2 separate regions of the Homo sapiens genome follow, and region 1 is linked to region 2. Evidence: read pairs that join two places in POLR2A ChIA-PET (ENCODE). Cell type or tissue: endothelial cell of umbilical vein. All regions are shown on one strand. Region 1 overlaps GSPT1 (G1 to S phase transition 1). Region 2 overlaps RSL1D1 (ribosomal L1 domain containing 1).

Region 1 (5,000 bases), 57 kb after region 2:
TTATTCCCATGTATGTTATATGCAAAGGAGACCAAGTTTCCCATAATCTAGAGTTCTGTGTTCATTTTTTATTTTTAAAAAATGTAAAAAGCTTTCAGAAACACATTTAACACTAGTAATAATCACATTACAAAAACTACTACTTTTAAAAAAATTAAAGTAGAGACAGAGTCTCATTGTCTTGCCCAGGCTGGTTTCAAACTCCAGACCTCAAGTCCAGTGATCCTCCCACCTTAGCCTCTCAAAATGCTGGGATTATAGGTGTGTTCCACCACACCAGGCCAAAAATCACTTCTTAACATCAGTATTGTGTCCCAGTAATTTTATTTTTAATTTTTCTTTGGGGGACCTGTTTTATCTCCTTTGTGTGACTGTATGAAGGTTTACAATGCCTAAAATTCATTACATCAATTTAACTCTGTTATTTAACAAAAGATACAGACTTACATTATTTGTCCTCCAATGGTTGACTTGCCAGCATCTAAAAGTAACATCAACATGCAAACCATAGGTTAAAACCAAAAACCAATGGCTAAATATGCAAACAACAGCACCCTTTAACATACATAATTAAATCTTCCATATGAATTTGGGGCATAAATCCTAGTTCATTACCCTTCTCCTTTTGAAAATGAGCCTCAAGGCTGGGCTCGGTGGCTCACGCCTGTAATTCCAGCACTTTGGGAGGCCAGCGAGGGCGGATGACCTCAGGTCAGGAGTTCGAGACCAGCCTGGCCAACATGGTGAAACCCCGTTTCTACTAAAAATACAAAAATTAGCTAGGCGTGGTGGCGGCCGCCTGTAATCCCAGCTACTTGGGAAGCTGAGGCAGGAGAATCGCGTGAACTCGGGAAGCAGAGGTTGCACTAAGCTGAAATCACGCCATTGCACTCCAGCCTGGGCGACAAGAGTGAAACTCCATCTCAAAAAAAAAAAAAAAAACCACTTAAAAACACTTTACTGATAAAGAATTTTTTAACAGATTACTCCGAAAGCACAGCGGCAACAGACTATAAATTCCCCAAGAGAAGTTTCCAAGAGCAAAAGCAGCTGAAGAACTGTGAACTAGATTCAGGTGCTTTTCCTTTCACTTACAGCAAATGAGGTATGTGCTCCTTTACACCTTTTTTTCCCCACGAGACGGAATCTTGCTCCGTTGCCCAGAGCTGGAGTGCAGTGGTGCGATCTCACCTCACTGCAACCTCCACCTTCTGGGTTCAAGCAATTCTCCTGCCTCAGCCTCCGGAGTAGCTGGGATTACAGGCTCATGCCACCACACCTGGCTAATTTTTGTATTTTTAGTAGAGACGGGGTTTCACCATGTTGGCCAGGCTGGTCTTGAACTCCTGACCTCGTGATGTGCCCGCCTTGGCCTCCCAAAGTGCTGGGATTACAGGCGCCAGCCACAGTGCCCAGCCGCTCCTTTACACTTTCAAAAGAGTTCTTGCTACTAAAAGAAGGGGTACAGTGTTTCATATCTGGGGGGAAGGCAGAGATAGCTGAAATGAAAGACACATAATTCTGTATTTTTTTTCTCACAATTCTGGGGATAGGCCAGATAATTAGAGAATATCTGAGTAAATTAAATAAATTTGTTCTTTTGTTTTTTGCTAAACCAGCAACCTGGCAAGCATCCAGAAGTTACTCCAAATTATTGATTTCCTGCTTCACACAAAATTATCTGGTAAGGTCAATCCCATTAAAATTAACAAGTTAACTGAGGTTCACATAAAAAAGGGCACATTTTCTAAGATACTGATATATAATACTATGCTGAACTACCATCAATGGTCAATAGACTAATTATATGTTACGTACAATATACTGAAGTTTTTCTTCCAGCATCTATGCCGTTACAGAATTATTCATTTGCCTAAACTTCAGGAAAAAAGTACTTGCAATTTTTTGCCAGCTAAAAAAAATCAGCAAGTTAAAAATCAAGACATTTTCAATTAATTTCCTTCAGTTTCACTAAACATCTCCAGGTAGCTAAAAAGGATGTTCTATGTTTTATGTATCCAGTAACTTTAATTGCTATGAGAGCAGCTTACCTACGTGCCCAATGAATACTACATTTACATGCTCTTTCTTAGGAGCACCTGGCGGTGCAACCACAGACTTAGGTTTTGGGATTTCCTCTTCCTCCTCCATCATTTCATGGGCACTTTCCTCTGGCGGCCTTCCATCTCCCAAGGAACCACCCCCTGGCTCTGCTTCACTTATTTCTTCTTTGTGCTCCCATGATTCTTCTGGAGACATTTCTGTCTCTCCATTTTCTACTGAAGAAAGACATTTTAACTTAGTATTCTGAAAAAGACTTACAATCTATACTTTAAAATACACTAGCTTTAAAACAACAAATGGAAGTTTGCATATGTAGTTCCATTTCCTAATGCCTAGTGACACATAAGCAGGAAAACCTCTTTCATAGCAGAAATGGGTGACAGCTTTCAAGGCAGACTCACTGCTGGTATCACATCAGAGGGCACTGACTCACAGGCTGAGATTGCTATTTTAGCAAAGCTTCATTTTCATAATGGCAAACAAAATGCAAACAAGAGTTCTAACATTCCCAACAGCCTAGTTATTCCAGTGTTGAGACACCCTGATAGTAAGAAAAAAAGGAAAGTTTAAAATCGTGACACACGAGAAATATGAAAGGATTTAGGAAATATTTTCTTTTTCCTCTTAAACTAATAAAACTTTGGCATCAACTTTAATCACGCTGAGAACGTGAAACCCTTAAGAATAAAGTTATAAAAAGGAAGAACATTTTTCACCAAGAAAACAGAACGTGTGGCCGAGCATGGTGGCTCACACCTGTAATCCCAGCACTTTCGGAGGCCGAGGTGGGTGGATCACGAGGTCAGGAGTTCGAGACCATCCTGATCAACATGGTGAAACCCCGCCTCTACTAAAAATACAAAAATTTGCCAGTTGTGGTGGTGTGCGCCTGTAATCCCAGCTACTCAAGAAGCTGAGGCAGGAGAAGCGCTTGAACCTGGGAGGCGGAGGTTGCAGTGACCCAAGATTGCACCACTACACTCCAGCCTGGGCGACAGAGCAAGACTCCGTCTCAAAAAAAGAAAACAGAACAGGTACAGGTATTTAAATTGACTTGACCATTCCTCCACTCAATTTTATTTGCAATCATTAAGTTTATCAAGGCAGTGTTAGTGCCTAGTTTGTTCTACTTTCTAAATACTAATAGCAAAGACTCAATGTGTCTTAAATGTAGGCATTACAATAATCGTAACTTACATAATGCACCTTAAATCTTGAGAGTGAAAGAGTTTCATATTACTGTATTAATATGGTCAGAAATTTTCTTACCAATAGGTTCTGAAAGTTCCATGCTAACAGCTGAATTTGAACCTAGACAAGAGATTGAAATATAATATATATTTACCAAACAGTATCTAGCTTTACACACCATATAGACAACCTAATGTTTTCTCAAGTAGACTTTCAAAGAGTACATCATTACCTTCACACAATGACTGTTCCTCTTGAGAGGATTCCACAGGTGCTGTTTAACAGAAAGAAGTTCTATTAAAAATTGATACTTATCCATCCATTTCACTTATCTTTTAATATGCAGTAAAAACAGAAGTTCAATAACACGACACAAGCCTCAATCAATAACCCCAGATCAATGGCAGCTAACTCAGGCCTTCAAGTTAGAAGTCTCTGCTTAACCTACTTTTCAAAATTCTACTAATTACAGCCAATTTTGAAACATTTTCAGTAGTTTCAATGTATTCATAAAAACATGCTTATTCTTTTGATTTGCTTTATAAACCTTTTCTTCACAGATACTGTCAAAGTAATTTGCAGCTCAGCACAGATCAAATTAGAGATGTGCTCAACAAATACACATCTACTTCCCGTGATTCTCTCTAGGTAACCCAGCCCAAGAAAGCTGTGATTAGCCCTTTTTTTTTTTTTTTTTTTTTGAGACTGAGTTTCACTCTTGTTGCCCAGGCTGGAGTTGGAGTGCAATGGCACGATCTTGGCTTACCGCAACCTCCATCTCCCCGGTTCAAGCGATTCTCCTGCCTCAGCCTCCTGAGTACCTGGGATCACAGGTGCATGCCACCATGCCCGGCTAATTTTGTATTTTTAGTAGAGATGGGGTTTCGCCACGTTGGTCAGGCTGGTTTTGAACTACGACCTCAGGTGTTCTGCCCACCTCGGCCTCCCAAAGTGCTGGGATTACAGGCTTGAGCCACCGCATCCAGCCTGTGATTAGCCCTTTTTAATATTCCATACTCATGTTATCAAAATCCCTGAATAAATTAGATACCTATAAGATAAATGACATGTGTATAAAGTCCTGAAACATATATAAGCCATTAAAAATATCTGCAGAAAAGGTGATTCCAATGATGCCAGTTTTTTCCTATACTAGAACTCTAAAACCAAGCAACAATCCAGTTTCCAGTTGCCACACTGCAAATTTACTTATGACATTACTGGAAGAGATGTAGGAGAAATACATACTAATAACCAAATATCTAAGTCTGCTTTTTGGATTTTAGTTTGTCAGATACAGACAAACCTAAATTATACTCCAATATGAACGTGCCCCTGCTTTAAAGAATCTCCACGACAGAAAACGATACTAAAGAATTAAATCATATGAATCATGCACAGCAAGTATGAAAAAATAATGAATTTGTAACCTGTAAAATCATTGCCCGGAAAGGATCAATACCTGTAAGAGTCAAGAGAAAGTGTTTTGGGCCCAACCTTCAATAGCATCAAATGTTGAGTAAAGTAATTTCCTGTCCCTGATAGGTAAAGGACAACCAAATTGTTTTCTTTTTTTTTTTAAGTGACAGGCTCAGACTGTCACTTAGGAAGATCTTTTTCTTGCAGCTTAAACTACATGAACTAGAGTGGGCAAGACCCCACAGGCAGGAAGACCCACATCACCACTGCAAGAAAGCATGCCATGGAGACAACCAAGCAATACAACTAGGAGGGGATGGGGGCTA
Region 2 (5,000 bases):
GCACAGTGGGGTGATCGTGGCTCACTGGAGCCTCAACCTCTTGCGCTCACTTGATCCTTCCACCTCAGCCTCGTGAGGAGCTGGGAGCACAGATGCATGCCACCATGCCACACTAATTTTTTTTTTTCTTTTGTAGAGATGGGGTTTTACCAAGTTGCCCAGGCTAGTCTCAAACTCCTGGCCTCAAGCAATCCTCTCACCTTGGCTACCTAAAGTGCTGAACAACCACAGAGAAGCACTCTATTTTTCCCTCTATTACATTAGCAAATACACAGAAGGACAATTTAGAAACAGATTATACCCAGGAACATATGTCAGGATTACTTATGGAGGTTTTATTATTTTTATTTATTTTTGAGACTGAGTCTTGCTCTGTCATCAGGCTGGAGTGCAGTGGCTCACTGCAACCTCCGCCTCCCAGGTTCAAGCAATTCTCCTGCCTCAGCCTCCCTAGTAGCTGGGATTACAGGTGTCCACCACCATGCCCAATTAATTTTTGTATTTTTGGTACAGACAGGGTTTCACCATGTTGGCCAGGATGGTCTCGATCTCGTTGACCTTGTGATCCGCCTGCCTCGGCCTCCCAAAGTGCTGGGATTACAGGCGTGAGCCACCGCCCCTGGACTACTTATGGAGGTTTTAAAAAATCTTTTAAGTCCAGGCCTGACGTTTAGAGAAGGTTACAAAGGCGGCCAGGATCTGAGTATTTCCAAAAAGCTCTGGAGGCAGCATTGAGGTTTCCTTCCAGTTGAATCACTGACTTTAGGTCGACTGGGGTACTTTGGGTTTTTTGGGCCATTTTTTGGGGGTGTGGGAAGCTTTTCTCACAGATTTACTAGGAGTGGTGAAAAACTTGGCCTCTGGCTTTTTTGGAGTCTGTCTCGCATCTTTTTTCCCCAGCGAAGGACTTTTTTCCTTCACTGCCTCTTCTTTGATTTTTGGCTTCTTCTCTGGGCTTTTCCCTGGGGTCTCAGACTCTGCAGCTTTTGGGGTCTCAGATGCTGGCAAAGCCTTTCTTTTCTTCCCACGAGGTGTGCTGGGATTAGGACTCTTTGCTGGAGACTTCTTTCCTGTGGCATGTTTTTGAATCTAAGAAAAAAAAAAGTAAGTTTAATATAGAAAAAGCCACAAAACCTGACACTCTAACTCCAGGAGTTACTGTTTTTATTTGTATTTATTTATTTTTCAGACTGAGTTTCGCTCTTGCTGCCCATGCTAGAGTGCAATGGCACAATCTCAGTTCACTGCAACCTCTGCCTCCCGAGTAGCTGGTATTATAGGTGTGTGCCACCACGCCCGGCTCATTTTTTGTATTTTTAGTAGAAACAGGGTTTCACCATGTTAGCCAGGCTGGTCTCGAACTCCTGACCTCAGGTGATCCACCTGCCTCGGCCTCCCAAAGTGCTAGGATTACAGGCGTGAGCCACTGTGCCCGGCCAAGTTACTGTTTTTCAGCGCATGGCCAAGTTACTGTTTTTATTAGTTAACCCCCAAAAGGTACACCTCAGTATGATGACAGAAATAAGCTGTATTCCACTATTAAGAATGAGGTATAGGTGAGGTGGCTCATGCCTGTAATCCCAGCACTATGGAAGGCTGAGGCAGGTGGATTACTTGAGGCCAGGAGTTCAAGAGTAGCCTGGCCAACATGGCAAAACCCCATCTCTACTAAAAATACAAAAATTAGCCAGGCATGTTGGCACACACCTGTAATCCCAGCTACTCAGGAGGCTGAGGCACGAGAATTGCTTGGGCACGAAAGGTGGAGGTTGCTGTGAGCCGAGATCATGCCACTGCACTCCATCCTGGGCAACAAAGTGAGACCTTGTCTCAAAAAAAAAAAACAAAAAAAAACTGTGAAGACCCAGAGGTCTTCCTGGTCCAATCAGAGGAAAACCACCTTTCCCTATGACTGAGGGGAGGGAATCCTGGAAGCACCATGAGGAGCACAGCAGAGACACATGGGAGCAAATCCTGAGTCTTCCAAATGTAGCTGCACATCCCTGGCACATGGTGTAGGGCAAGGGTTCCCAGATTCTCTGTGTAAAAGCCAACTGGTGGCTGAGTGCGGTGGTTCATGCCTGTAATCCCAGCACTTTGGGAGGACAAGGCGGGCGGATCACCTGAGGCCAGGAGTTCAAGACCAGCCTGGCCAACATGGCAAAACCCCGTCTCTACCAAAAACACAAAAATTAGCTGGGCATGGTAGTGCGCGCCTGTAATCCCAGCTACTCGGGAGGCTGAGGAAGGAGAATTGCTTGAACCAGGGAGGCGGAGGTTGCAGTGAGCTGAGATCATGCCACTGCACTCTAGCCTGGGTGACAGAGTGAGACTCCATCTTCAAAAAAAAGCAAAGCAAAAAAAAAAAAAAAAGCCAACCGGTTGGGACTAGGTGTGGTGGCTCACACTTGTAATCCCAGCACTTTGGGAGGCCAAGGTGGGAAGACTGTTTTGACCCCCGGAGTGTAAGACCGGTCTGGGCAATATAGCAAGATCCCATCTAAAAAAAAAAAAAAAAAAAAGGTACAATAAATCATGATATGATAACCACCTTCACAGTTCTTTGGGTTCACTCTAGTATTTTTCATCATTTATTGCTCAGCACAGTACCTGCCTGACACAGTAGCCACTGAACCAATCCATTATGAACAGTAAATATTAAAACAATACCTCTACTTTTTCATTAGCTGGAGTCTTCTTTCCTATTGGTACCAGCTGTGGGATTTCGTCTTCGGATTCATTTGTTGCTTTAACTTGGGCTTTTCCTCTGCCACGTTTTTTCTTCCCATGCTCTGGGGTCTGTTCCTTCTTTGATTCAGGTTTCTTCACTGTAGTATCACCACTTTCAGGTGCCACATCATCTTTACTAAGAACTGATGCAGTCTTCCTAGCCTGCTGCCTCTTCTTCTTCCTCTCCTTTTGTTTTTCAAAATTTCTTTCTCTTCGTTTTCTCCTTGCCTCCTACCAAAAAACACCATACAAACATTTTAGCAGGAACAGTTCTGTTGGTTAACAAACGGCATAGATGTACCACGTGCAGTTTTGATTATCCATAAGCCCCTAAATGGACCTCGATCTATACAGAGAACAAACTCCCTAACCAGCACTGGAACCTCAACCGCAGTTTTTGACTCACAGCCAAACATGCATTTTATGCAGTAAATTATATACCGGCATTTCAGAATCTGACTATCTAAAGTATACAGTTAAGAGACTTTTGTGAAACACAGTATGGTTTAGAGTGTAAAGAATAATACTCAGCTGGGCGCGGTGGCTCACGCCTGTAATCACAGCACTCAGGGAGGCTGAGGCAGGAGGATCACTTGAGGTCAGGACTTCGAGATCAGCCTGGTAAACATGGTGAAACCCCATCTCTATTAAAACCACAAAAATTAGCTGGGCATGGTGATACGTGCCTGTAGTTCCAACTACTCAGGAGGGTGAGGCACAGAGAATCATTTGAACCTGGAAGGCGGGGGGTTGTAGTGAGCTGAGATCATGCCACTGCACTTCAGCCTGGGCGACAGAGTGAAACTCTGTCTCAAAAACAAAATTAAAAATTCATTGGACACAATTAACATGGCTAAAGAGAGAAACACTAGGAGATCAGTCTAACAAATAGCAAAAAATTAAATTTTCTCTCCTTCCGAAAGCTTCTTTTGCTAGAGTACGAGTAATACTGAAAACCTACAAACCAAGCTCAGGAGGTATCTGTGAGCATAACCTCCGACATCCAAATACGTGCACATTAGGTGAACTGGTGTGTTGAAGTTATCCCAGTCCCAGTCCCAACGAATGTAGGTGTATGAGTTTGTCCTGTGATGAAACAGCGCCTTTTCTAGGGTTGGCTCTTGCCTGTTACCCTTTTCCCTGAGCTATCAGGATTAAACTCCAGCCACCTACAACCGTGGATGGGAATAACTGGGTAAATAATTATGTCAATTCCTTTTATTACTGTTTCAAATGTATATATAGCTCACATTTATTTCAATGTTTAATATTTTAAATGTTTTGGTCTTTATTTAGAAGTATGGTGATGTTTCTATGACCGGAAATATGTGGTAGGAACTTAACTCAGGCCCCCTCAAAAGCCAGTTAATCCAGGCCAGGCATAGTAGCTCATGCCTGTAATCCCAGCACTTTGGGAGCCCAAGGCAGGCGGATCGCTTGAGCTCAAGAATTCAAGATCAGCCTGGGAAACAGGGCGACCATGTGTGTACAAAAAATAATTTAAAAATTAGCTGGGCATGGTGAAGCATGCCTGCAGTGCCAGCTACTCGGGAGGCTGAAACAGGATTGCTTGAGCTCAGGAGGTCAAGGCTGCCGTGAGCCTTGATCACGTCACTGTGCTCCAGCCTGGGGGACAGAGTGAGACCCTGTCTCTCTAAAAAAACCCAGCAAGCACTGGATCTAACAAAAATAAAAAAAAAATCCAATTTATCAATAAATACAAGATATTTCTATCTTAATGCGCATTACTAACATCAACTACCTCATGTAAAGTGACAAAAGCATACCCATTTTACCTCATGTAAAGTGACAAAAGCACAACCACCACAAAACCAGAAGATAACTGAAAAGTCGGGCAGCGATGATGGTCTACTTCTCTCCTAGTGACTGAATTTACACCCTTCATTATTCATTCTGTAAGTATTTAAAATTCTACTAACTTTTTTCTTCTTATTAAGCAAAGATCTTTTGGTGGCTTCATCCCAATTGCTGACAAACGAGGAAAAGATGGGAAGTGCAGCCGATTTCTCAGTTTTCACAAACAGGAGTTTCACGCTCTCCCACTTCTGAAACAAAGAAAAGAGTAACATCGTCTACATATACTTTGTTTCTTTTAAATGAACAATCAATTGATGCACCTGTAATACTGTACCTCTGGCAATTTTTCTGAAAGTCCTTTGGTGACAGCAACAATGTTTTCAATGATGTGCTCAATTTGCATTCCAACGTGACCAATACGTATAGCACTGAAATTTAATATAGTATTAGAC

Evidence for each region. ChIA-PET counts read pairs that join two places held together with the same protein. Peaks named below come from ENCODE experiments on the same cell type or tissue, not always from the same donor. Only the 100,000 strongest peaks of a DNase experiment are listed, where the experiment ranks them.
Region 1: POLR2A ChIA-PET joins it to region 2 with 5 read pairs; 6 of 35 experiments call an interaction of 5 or more read pairs at or near these places.

The regions. Positions count from the first base shown.
Region 1 is chr16:11,894,507-11,899,506 of GRCh38, forward strand. GSPT1 (G1 to S phase transition 1) reads right to left here. Exons shown (of 15, transcript NM_002094.4): 2 at 3,488-3,529; 3 at 3,334-3,375; 4 at 2,052-2,279; 5 at 448-481. Among named protein-coding and RNA genes, the nearest start is that of GSPT1, 19 kb to the right of the region's middle. In endothelial cell of umbilical vein, no CTCF peak of the experiment used is centred here; a DNase peak (open chromatin) is centred at 2,465; H3K27ac peaks cover 1,037 bases.
Region 2 is chr16:11,837,025-11,842,024 of GRCh38, forward strand. It overlaps RSL1D1 (ribosomal L1 domain containing 1), which reads right to left. Exons shown (of 9, transcript NM_015659.3): 6 at 4,883-4,976; 7 at 4,671-4,796; 8 at 2,671-2,961; 9 at 1-1,089. The coding sequence ends at 763. Among named protein-coding and RNA genes, the nearest start is that of BCAR4, 11 kb to the left of the region's middle. RefSeq lists a silencer at 1,413-1,598. In endothelial cell of umbilical vein, no CTCF peak of the experiment used is centred here; no DNase peak of the experiment used is centred here; H3K27ac peaks cover 227 bases.